Regions from separate parts of the Mus musculus genome. Here all the other regions are linked to region 2. The links are chromatin loops, found by intact Hi-C in ENCODE. Cell type or tissue: heart. All regions are shown on one strand. Region 1 holds the start of Spg21 (SPG21, maspardin). Region 2 holds the start of Plekho2 (pleckstrin homology domain containing, family O member 2). Region 3 has its middle 4.2 kb from the start of Ankdd1a. Region 4 has its middle 3.1 kb from the start of Mtfmt.

Region 1 (2,500 bases), 120 kb after region 2:
ACAAAAAACAGAAGCACCTGTTCAGGCTGGTGAGGAAAGAGGCAGAGATAAGCTTTATCAAGGAAACCCCTCCTCCCGCTGGCCAGGATGCTAAGGCTCCCCAGCTCTTCTTGGACCTTGCGTTGCTGGACAGTAAGTTGGCTAGTTGTGAGAGAGCATGTACTTGGCCTTCAGAGTTTCAACAGAACCTGCAGTTCATAGCTGAGGAAATCGCCTCTACAAATGTTTAACACACGGTCAGTCACATATTGCTGGTCCTTTATCTCAATGTATAGGTGTCTTATATAGGGACAATCTGTGGTTGTTAATACAACCAATTAAAAAGGTTATTAGAACTAGAGAGCCTCTAGGTGACATAACTATGGTTCTCGGTGTTGGGGAACGCTCACCATGGGCTTTTACCACTGAACTACACCTAAGGCCCTGCGGCGGGCTGTTCACTACACATCTTCATCCTTCACCACACCTATATGTATTAAATAGCCATCTTTTTGGAGATTTCTTCAGGTAAGATTTATCCTTTCTCCAGGAACCTATCCACTTCTCTCTAAATATCATGAGAGGAGACGCTGCCCGCACATCTTTCTCTCTGACCACTCGTTTCAAGGTTCTGGTGTAAAATCTTTTTGAAAACTCATACACAGCTATTAGACGGCTTCCCAATGTGCAGAATCCTTGCAAAAAGAGAAGCTAGACCACTGCAGATGGAGACAAAACAACATCAGCCCCTAACTTCTAACTCCCTGGGAAAAGAAGAAAAAAGGGGGGGGGGGTTTCTCTCGCCCTGCTACACTCTTCATGACTCTTTCACAGGCCTCACACCTAGTCTGAGGTAGGATCTTTAAAACAACTCTACTCGCAGCCCTTAAAAGTTGACTGAAACCAAAATGCTCCTGAATTTCTGCCCCAGGATGGGTGGCTCAAGAAAATGAGGATGTCTGACTAAGGATTTTGGGCACCAATCGCCATAGGGGCCGCCCTGGGTTCCACCAGTTCAGAAACAACAACAATCCGCAATGAACCGAGGCTGAACCTTAGACAGACCCACAGGCACAATCGGACACACACAGGCGCCCGCGAGAGCGCACCACACGCACACACAGAGATATGGATCACGTGCATGGTCACAAGGACCTGCCCACTCGTGAACTCTGCTCGTAAGTCACGCATGCTCGATACACGCCCACCTACAACCCTACACGCACCACACACCCACACTCTTGCTTTCCAGGGCCTGCCCCTCACCTGCCGTGGCCGCTCCCGCGTCCCTTTCTTTCCAGCCTAGACGGATCTTCGCCCCGATTTGGGCGCAGAGGATGGAGTCGGCGGGGCGCGGACTGGACCGGCGGCCGCAGATCAGGAGCCCCGCGGGAGCAGCGGGCAGAGGGGGCGCGCGGCCGAGCAGCCAGAGGCCACCGCCTCCCAGCTTTGGTACTGCGAGCTCCCCGGGCGCGCCTCCCGCTTCCGGGTTCCGAGGAGGCGGGACCAGATGGCGAGGAAGGGGCGGGGCTCTGGTGGTTACTATGGCGACGGGGCTGGCAAGGGAGGCCCTGTTCTGAGATTTGCGGTGTCCTAGAGGCTGTGGAGGCTGGTGGTGGATAAGGGTCAGTTCTTGGTCACTTCTGACAGGAGCATGGAGGAGGAAGTGAAAAATCTAGGCTGTAGGCCCCGGGGATGTGCTTCTGACTTCGGTTTTTAGGCGTCTTCATGCTTTGGTGGGGAGACACTTTTGGTCCATAGCTTTGGTGAATAGGCCTTGACATAGTCTTTTTAAAACATTAGTATATATCAGTTCATTACAATGGCTTAATTAGGACATTTTGATACCTATATAAAGAATTTGGATCATCACCCTCCCTTAGTCTCTGCCTCCCATGTCCCATTCCCCTTCAGCCTCCCAACTGCATATGCTTTCTCAGCAAAATTGTTTTTACCTTTTGTATAGACGCTGTCCTCTGACCTCCTTTCAAAGCCTTGTCTCCTTTTATGGCTTTGTGCTGATGTTGAGGGGGTATACTCAGCGCTGGTTTGCCCTCTTCTGTCAGGCACAGTCTAGTCACTGTTCTTACGAGAGATGTGGCAGATGCCACAACACCTTTCAGTTAGCTTACAGCTTTGCTCTGAAATAATGCATAATAATATTGAGTGACCTGTCAATCTTGTTTGAAAATTTGTAAGGTTCCTAAAGCAAGATCCTAATGTTTTAGGGACTTTTAAAAATATTTTTTATTATTATTACTTTTAATCGTGTGTGTGTTTGTGGGAGAGAGAATATATGGTGCACATGAGTGTAGTTTATAAGGAGGGCAGAGGAGGATCCTAGAGCTGGCATTACAAGTGTTTGTGAGTTGCCTAACACGGGTGTAAAAGTAATATGTATTCTTAACCTCTGAGCAATCTCTCAGCCCCCACGTGTGTGTGTGTGTGTGTGCGTGTCCCTGTGCCTGTGCATGTACGTGTGCGTGTGTGTGTGTGCGTGTGCCTGTACGTGTGTGTGTGC
Region 2 (2,500 bases):
GCTGAGAGTTCTACATCTTCATCTGAAGGCTGCTAGCAGAATACTCACGGGGCTGATGAGATGGCTCAGTGGGTAAGAACACCCGACTGCTCTTCCGAAGGTCTGTAGTTCAAATCCCAGCAACCACATGGTGGCTCACAACCATCCGTAACGAGATCTGACTCCCTCTTCTGGAGTGTCTGAAGACAGCTACAGTGTACTTACATATAATCAATAAATAAATCTTTAAAAAAAGAATACTCACTTCCAGGCAGCTACCATGAGGGTCTTAAAGCCCATGCCCACAGTGACACACCTACTCCAACAAGGCCACAACTCCAAATAGTGCCACTCCCTGGGCCAAGCATATTCAAACCATGACACACCTCTACCCGAAATCACAGCAATAGATGGCTAGTTTCACTCTAATTATAAGCTGTTCTCCAAACAGCAAGAGATGGGGCTTGCTTGTTTGTTTCATTAGTTGGTTTTTAGAGATGGGGCTTCTCTGAGTAGCTTTGGCTGTTCTGGAACTCACTCTGTAGACCAGGCTGGCCTGGTCTCATAGAACTCACAGAAATCTGCCTGCCTCTGCCTCCTGAGTTGTACAAGTGGGATTTTATTTTGAGTTGTTTATCTTCCTGTCCAAGGAACTCTGTGCAGGATGGAATGTTTCAATCTTGGAGGAAACTGTTATTCAACACTGTGGCCCTGGCACACTGTTTTCTATATCCTTAAAAAAAACTAATTTGCCGGGCATGGTGGCACACACCTTTAATCCCAGCACTCAGGAGGCAGAGGCAGGCGAATTTCTGAGTTCGAGGCCAGCCTGGTCTACAGAGTGAGTTCCAGGACAGCCAGGGCTACACAGAGAAACCCTGTCTGGAAAAACCAAAAAAAAAAAAAATTATTTTATGTATATGAGTGTTTTTTCTGCAGTTATGTCTGTGCACCACTTACATCCCTGGTACACGAGGAAGCCAGAAGAGAACCTCGGATCGTCTGGAACTGGAGTTCCAGACAGTTGTGAGCCACGATGTGGGTGCTGAGAATCAAAGCCAGGTCCTCTGGAAGAGCAGCAAGTGTTCCTAACCAATAGGTCATCTCACAACCCCTCTCCACCCTTTAGGTGTAAGGACCAGTTCCAGGCACGAGGGGCAGTGTGTTCCATCCTCTTTCACGTTGAACTGAAAAGGACCTGAGCCCAAAGGCCAGCAGAGGGCAGTGAAAGAGAAGTTTGGTCAACTGATGTAGCTGAGGTTAGGTCACCCAGAGTCAAAACAGATCATCATTAATCTATCCCACAAGCACAAAATTCTGGGTGCTGTAGCATGCAGCACACCTGACTAGGAAAGATAGTGTGTGTGTGTGTGTGTGTGTGTGTGTGTGTGCGCGCGCGCGCGGGATGCTGGAGGTTTGGCTGTGACAGTCACTCTCCGAGCCTGTTTCTTCAAAATAAAAATAAAAGTACATGGTAGAACTTAAAGGGTTTCTTCACTCTCTAGCAACGTGGTCAGGTCAGGGCCGAAGGGAGTTAGGGTGATGGAGTCGGCTCACAACATGAGAACCAGAAAGGGGTTGAACGAGGGAAAGGAGAGCACAGAGTTTGGGATTTCAGAGACCCTCTATTAAGGAACCGAGTCCAAACTTGATTCTGGTCATAAATTCCAAGCTCATGGCCGGCCCCACCCTGAAGTTCCACAGACCGAAGACCATAGCCACTACTTCAAATTGGGGGAAGAAAGGGGACGAGCCTCTTTGTGTACTCATTTCTGAACTGCCCTGGCAGCTGGATCCAGTCCCCCGCAACCCAGGCCCACTGGGTTAGGCAACCTCAAAGGCATCAGCTACCCACTGCCTCCCGGGCTTGCTTGGTCAGCCGCGCCCCCGCCCCGCCCCGCCCCGCCCCCGCCCTGCCCCACCCCGCCAGCATCCCTCGCCTCCGCCTCTGGGCCGGAAGCCCCCTCCCCCTCCGTATCCCCCACCTCCCTAGCCTCTACCCCCTCCCAGTCCTTCTCCCTGCTTTGGTCCGGGAAACCTCTCTCCGCCCTCTTCCTGCTACTTCAGCTCCGCCTAGGTTCTTCCGTCCATTCCCGGAGCTGAAGACAGGCCCCGCCCAGGATCCGCCCTGGCCCCGCCCCTGAACCCCCCACCCGGCCATGCTCCTCACCCAGCTGCGGGCGGGGGCTTGGAGGCCGCTGTATCCCTCCCTGGCCCCGCCCCCAGCCCCCGGAAGCCCCTCCCCGGCTCCAGCCCCGCCCCCCGAAGTTTCTTGGGCCCCGGGCGCCCGGCGGGACAGAAGACAGCAAGCCGCCGCCCGGCTGCGCGTAGATGGAGCAAGCGGAGCCCGCGCAACGCGGGCAGCAGTAAGCGGCGAAGCCGCCGGACCTTGCAAACTCGCCATGGAGGAGGAGGTGAGGGCGAGGGCTGGGCCAGACGGAACAAGAGTGCTGGGCTCGGGTGCTGCCCGTCCTACTTCCACGGGTCTTTCTGCACAGTCCTTCCCTTCAAGCAGAACCTG
Region 3 (2,500 bases), 57 kb after region 2:
TGGAGGCGGGAGTTGATACAGAGGGTTTGAAGGGATGTTGCTTAATGGCTTGCTCTTTGTGGCTTGTTCGGCTCGCTTACATATAGAACCAAGGACCACCAGCCCAAGGGTGTCCCCACCCACAATGGGCTGGGCCCTTCCATATCAATCACTAATTAAGAAAATGCCCTACAGGCCTGCCTGCAGCCCAGTGATTTCAGGCATTTTCTCTATTGAGGCTCCCTCCTCTCTAATGACTCTAGCTTGTTGGCATAAAACTAGTTAGTGTGTGTATATGTATGTATGTATGTATTATTATTATTATTATTACTATTAAGACTTTTTTTTTAGTTTTAAAAATTTTAAAGTTTTATCTGTGAGTGTTTGCCTGTATATATGTATGTATACCATGTGCATGCTTGGTTTTCATATGAGCTATGCTACAAGAAAATTCTTGGAAATGGAATTGCAGACAGTTATGAGACCTTATGGTTCCTGGGAACTGAACCTGGGTCTTCTGCAAGAGCAGCAAGTGCTCTCAACCACTGCACCATCTCTCCAAGTCCTAATTTATTTTTAATTTTAACTTATGAACACGTGTCTATGTCAGCCCGTCGGTTTTCTAGGCAAACATCTCTTTCCCTCTTGCTATTAGGGGTTCATTTGGTGCCAGGCATGGTAGTGCAGGTCTGTGATCATAGCCACCCAAGAAGATCGTGAGTCTCAAGCCTGTCTGGGCTACAGAGTGAGTTCGAGGCCAGCCTTAGTAATTTAGTGAGATAGTGAGACCCTGTCTCAAATAGATATACTTAGTAAAGGGCAGGCTAAGTCAGGGATGGTGTAATTATAGCACTGGACGGAGGTAGAGGCAGGAAGCCCAGATGTTCAAGGTCATTCTCAGCTATATAGCCAGATGGAGGTCAGCCTGTTCCATGTGAAATCCCATCTAAGGAAGAAAGAAAGAAAGGAAGGAAGGAAGGAAGAAAGAAAAAAGAAAGAAAGAGAGAAAGAAAAGGAAGAGAGAGAAAAAGGAAAGAAAGGAAAGACAGACAGGCAGACAGAAAAAAATCAGGACTGGAGATGAGGTTCCGGTGTTAGGTGAAATCCCGGCACTTACCAGGATTTCAGTTACCAGCACTCACAAAGCTCACACCTGTAATCTCAGGCCCTGTTTTGCTCAAAGGTGGAGGCAGGAGGATCATTGAGGCCATACTTGGCTACAAATTGAGATAAAGGTCAGCCTGGACTGCATGAGGCTCTGTTAAAAACAAAAAATAGGGCCAGCAGGTAAAGATGCTTGCTGCCAAGTCGGAAGACCCGTATTTACCCCCAAGGCACACATAGTAGAAGGAAAGAAAGAATTCCTGCAAATTGTCCTCTGAACTCCACTGGGGTCCTTCACCAGTAGACCCAACTCACTGGCTGGATCCAGTAGGTCAGGTTACACTACAGCCCGCATAGCTTGTCCCTGTGGCCCGAGTCACGTGTTTTATTAGTGTTGAGGACAGATCCATGTGCACACACTTACACACATTACGGTACAGGCAGGCTGCAGTGCTTTGTTGACTCTGGCTCCCCCGTGTGTCGAGGACCGCAGCTTCAGTGGGCCTAGCGGGTTCTGCCTTACTGCATAAGAGTTCTTGAAAACAAAACACAAACAAAACAAAACAAAAACAAACAAACAAACAAATAAACAAAAACCCAGACCCCCAATTGCTCCCAGCCCCTCTGGTTTGGGTCGTGCACAGAAGTTCATGCTTTTATGTGGTGCTGAAGATGGAAACCAAGGTTTTGTGAATGTTAGACAAAAATTCTACAACTGAGATACTTCTTCAGTTGCTTTAATATTTTTGAAAGGTAGAATACAGGGTTTATTTAAACAGTCTAATTGAAGGCTGCAGAAACTTCGCCAGTTGAGGGAGTGGAACCACCTTTGGGTTAGGAGGTTGGGTACTTACTCCTCACTGGCACTGACCTCATGCCGTTGTGGATACATCCGGGAAAAGTGTGACTAAAGAAGGCTTGAGACTGGAGGTGGACTCGGTAGTCTGAAGTATGGAGGATTCCTGGTACTGAACCATCGACTCTAGCCCTTGGGAGTTGAGACAGGGGTGTGGGTGTGTGGGGGTGTGGATTGGAGATCTGGAGTTGGAGTCAACCTGGGCTCCCTAGAGAGATATTATCTCAAAAAATAAAAAATAAAAAAGTCAGGCATAGTGACACACACCTTTAATCAGCACTCAAGAGGCAGAGACAGGTGGTTCTCTGAGTTTGAGACCAGCCTGGTCTACATTGTGAGTTCCAGGCTTATGTAGAAAGACACTGTCTCAAAAATAAATAAATAAATAAATAAATAAATAAATAAATAAATAAAATGTAAAAATAAAACAAAGGGCCGGACTTAGCTCAGTTGGTAGAGTGTGTGCCCAGCATGCAGGAAGGTGGCCTTGATCCCCAGCGCCACACAGACTGGATATTGTGGTCAACACTGTACTCTCAGCACTTAGCGGGTGGAGGCAGA
Region 4 (2,500 bases), 150 kb after region 2:
TCCCACAGTAAACTTCTTAGAGGAGGAGGAGAAGGAGGAGGAGAAGGAGGAGGAGGAGGAGGAGGAGGAGGAGGAGGAGGAGGAGGAGGAGGGAGAGGAGGAGGGGGGAGGAGGAGGAGAGGAGGAGAAGGAGGAGGGAGAGGAGGAGGAGGAAAAAGAGGAGAAGGAGGAGGAGGAGAAGGAGGAGGAGGGAGAGGAGGAGGGAGAGGAGGAGGGAGAGGAGGAGGGAGAGATGGAGGAGGAGGAGAAGCTGAATATGATATGAGTGTAAAGATGGAGTTTTCCCTAAATACAAAATGAAATTTTGTTTTGTCTTTTGAAAGGGGCTTCTCTGCACAGCCCTGTTGTCCTGCAACTCACTCTGTACACCACGCTGGCCTCAAACTCAGAGATCTACTCACCTTTGCCTCCTGAGTGCTGGGATTAAACATGTGCTTCACTACTGTCTGGTTCAAAAACGAAAAAAAAATTTTTTAAGTTCTTCATAGTGAGTTAGACACATAAGAACCTGACCCTTCCAAGTGCAGATAAATTCCTCACTGGATTCGCTTTCAGCACAGAGATGAGCTGCAAGGCCAAGGAGATCTGTGTAATAAATGTTTGTACATCTGTATCCTCCAGGCACTGCTGACAGCACTGCTGTCTATGAGATCAGAGTGGCTGTGATCACCCACTAGAGACCTTCATAAGATCAGGCCCAGCCACATTCCCGTGTGGGATCAGGGGAAGCCCACTCCTGTCTGAGGATACAAAGTGGTGAACAGTGGCTGCTGAGGAGGCTCTTCCTCAGTGTACAACTGCCTGTAAGGTGTCCGTGCTCCTGTGACTGACCTAATTAAACACGCTGGATCTTTAGGCTTAGACGGAATGATTTCTTTGGTCTGTGATTGGTGCTCTATCTAGGACAAATAAACATTTGCCTTTCCCTGAAAAAAAAAAAAGGGCACACACCATTAGGACATCCACAAAGCATATCTAAGGTATTGGAAGCCAGACAATGAGTTTCTGATCAGTGTTTTAGTTTTCAGATATTTCTTCTGGAAAGTTCTTCAGCTCCATAGAAAACTGGTATGTGGAAGTAGCCTAATCCCCCTTGAACCATTCTTCCATGTTCCCACCATCTTACAATGTTGCCATATGTCTATTTTCTGTGGGACAAGGAAACCAGCCATAGGATAAATGTGTATACCTGTGCTTGCATGTGCTCATATTTAGTCAACCATTTGGTGTTGGGTCAAAAAGAGGAGCAGCTGGAGCCCCCCCGGGGGGCAGGAAGTAAGAGCAAAAGCTTTTGCCTCCATCAGGGGAAGCAATGCCTCAGGACCAGGGGAAATACATGCTATGCATAGGCACCAGCCCAGTATCAGGGTCACAGACTTAACCCACAGTGCCCACTGAGCCATTTGGGATGCCCTTCAAGCACCACTATGGACTCTCGGTTGTTGTTGCAGGAAAATTCCACAAGAGGGCGATGTCACCAACCTTTTCCCTTGTTGAGGATGGCAGACTGGCTCTCTGCTGTGTCTATTGCCTGTGTAACTTCAGCAGATTTTACTCTGATTGGCTTACTTTCCTTGTAAGTAGTTCACAAACACTAAGTAGCGTCACATTTTATAAAAACAAGAATTTTTATAAAATAAAAATTTGAAAGGAGACAATATGTTCCCCAATTCCTTCTTTGAAGAACAGTTCAGTATACACTCTATTCAGTATATACTCTATTCAGTGAACACAGAAGAGAACTGTTCTTTTAGTATAAAGCACCTCTGCTCACTGCCACAAAGAATTAAGGAGGCTGCAGGTTTGAGAAGCTCATATTTTGACTGATTTAGAGAATGCCAAACACTTAGATAAATTTATAATAAGTGAAAATCACTTGGGAAAGCCAGACATGGTGGCTCACAGCTGCAAATCAGCATTCAGAAGGCTGAGGCAAGAGGATTGCCAGGAGTTAATGACAGGCTGGGACACTTAGCCAAACCTTGACTTGAAAACCAAACAAAAACAATTTCTTGAGGGAAACAAGGTGAAGCAAGAAAGGAAAAGTGTGTTCGGATAAAACACCAAGGAGTCAGAGTTGAGTGTGGGGTACACAGGCCTTTAATCCCAGCACACGGGAGGCCCAGGTGAACAGCTCTCTATAGATTCAAAGCCAGCCTGGGCTACATTGTGAATTCTAAGTTACCAACCCAACCCAAATCAAACTACAACAACAACAACCCCTGAAGAATCAGTTAATTGTGCTGATTACTAAGACAATTCATTCAAGAAATGAAAGACAGATAAACGTGCCCCAGACAGTGGTGCACATCTGTAATCCTGGCACCCTTGGGAGAGAGGCTGAAGCTGGAGAGTCTAGAGCTCCAGGCAGGCTGGGCTACATAGTGAGACCTTGTCTTAAAATACATTTTTTTTTTGAAAAGAGAGAAAGAGAGAAAGGAAGGAAGAAAGGAAGAGAAGAAATACATATATATTAGGCTGTCCCTGAGGACATTTTCTG

Evidence for each region. Hi-C counts contacts between places; a loop is a spot of excess contacts. Peaks named below come from ENCODE experiments on the same cell type or tissue, not always from the same donor. Only the 100,000 strongest peaks of a DNase experiment are listed, where the experiment ranks them.
Region 1: it touches region 2 in a loop (4-fold over the local background); 10 of 42 quality-filtered maps call a loop at or near these places.
Region 3: it touches region 2 in a loop (7-fold over the local background); 36 of 42 quality-filtered maps call a loop at or near these places.
Region 4: a loop joins it to region 2, with 4 times the contacts of the local background. A loop is called at or near these places in 9 of 42 quality-filtered maps.

Annotation. Positions count from the first base shown.
Region 1 is chr9:65,459,900-65,462,399 of GRCm38, reverse strand. It overlaps Spg21 (SPG21, maspardin), which reads right to left and starts at 1,463. Exons shown (of 9, transcript NM_138584.2): 1 at 1,246-1,463. In heart, no CTCF peak of the experiment used is centred here; a DNase peak (open chromatin) is centred at 1,489; H3K4me3 peaks cover 1,882 bases; H3K27ac peaks cover 1,876 bases.
Region 2 is chr9:65,579,831-65,582,330 of GRCm38, reverse strand. Plekho2 (pleckstrin homology domain containing, family O member 2) reads left to right here and starts at 2,244. Exons shown (of 6, transcript NM_153119.3): 1 at 2,244-2,393. The coding sequence starts at 2,382. In heart, a CTCF peak has its summit at 1,159 (motif pointing right); DNase peaks (open chromatin) are centred at 1,170 and 2,160; H3K4me3 peaks cover 1,517 bases; H3K27ac peaks cover 1,149 bases.
Region 3 is chr9:65,523,173-65,525,672 of GRCm38, reverse strand. No RefSeq gene overlaps it. Among named protein-coding and RNA genes, the nearest start is that of Ankdd1a, 4.2 kb to the right of the region's middle. In heart, a CTCF peak has its summit at 1,558; a DNase peak (open chromatin) is centred at 1,512; H3K4me3 peaks cover 374 bases.
Region 4 is chr9:65,431,407-65,433,906 of GRCm38, reverse strand. No RefSeq gene overlaps it. Among named protein-coding and RNA genes, the nearest start is that of Mtfmt, 3.1 kb to the left of the region's middle. In heart, a CTCF peak has its summit at 1,458 (motif pointing right); a DNase peak (open chromatin) is centred at 1,456.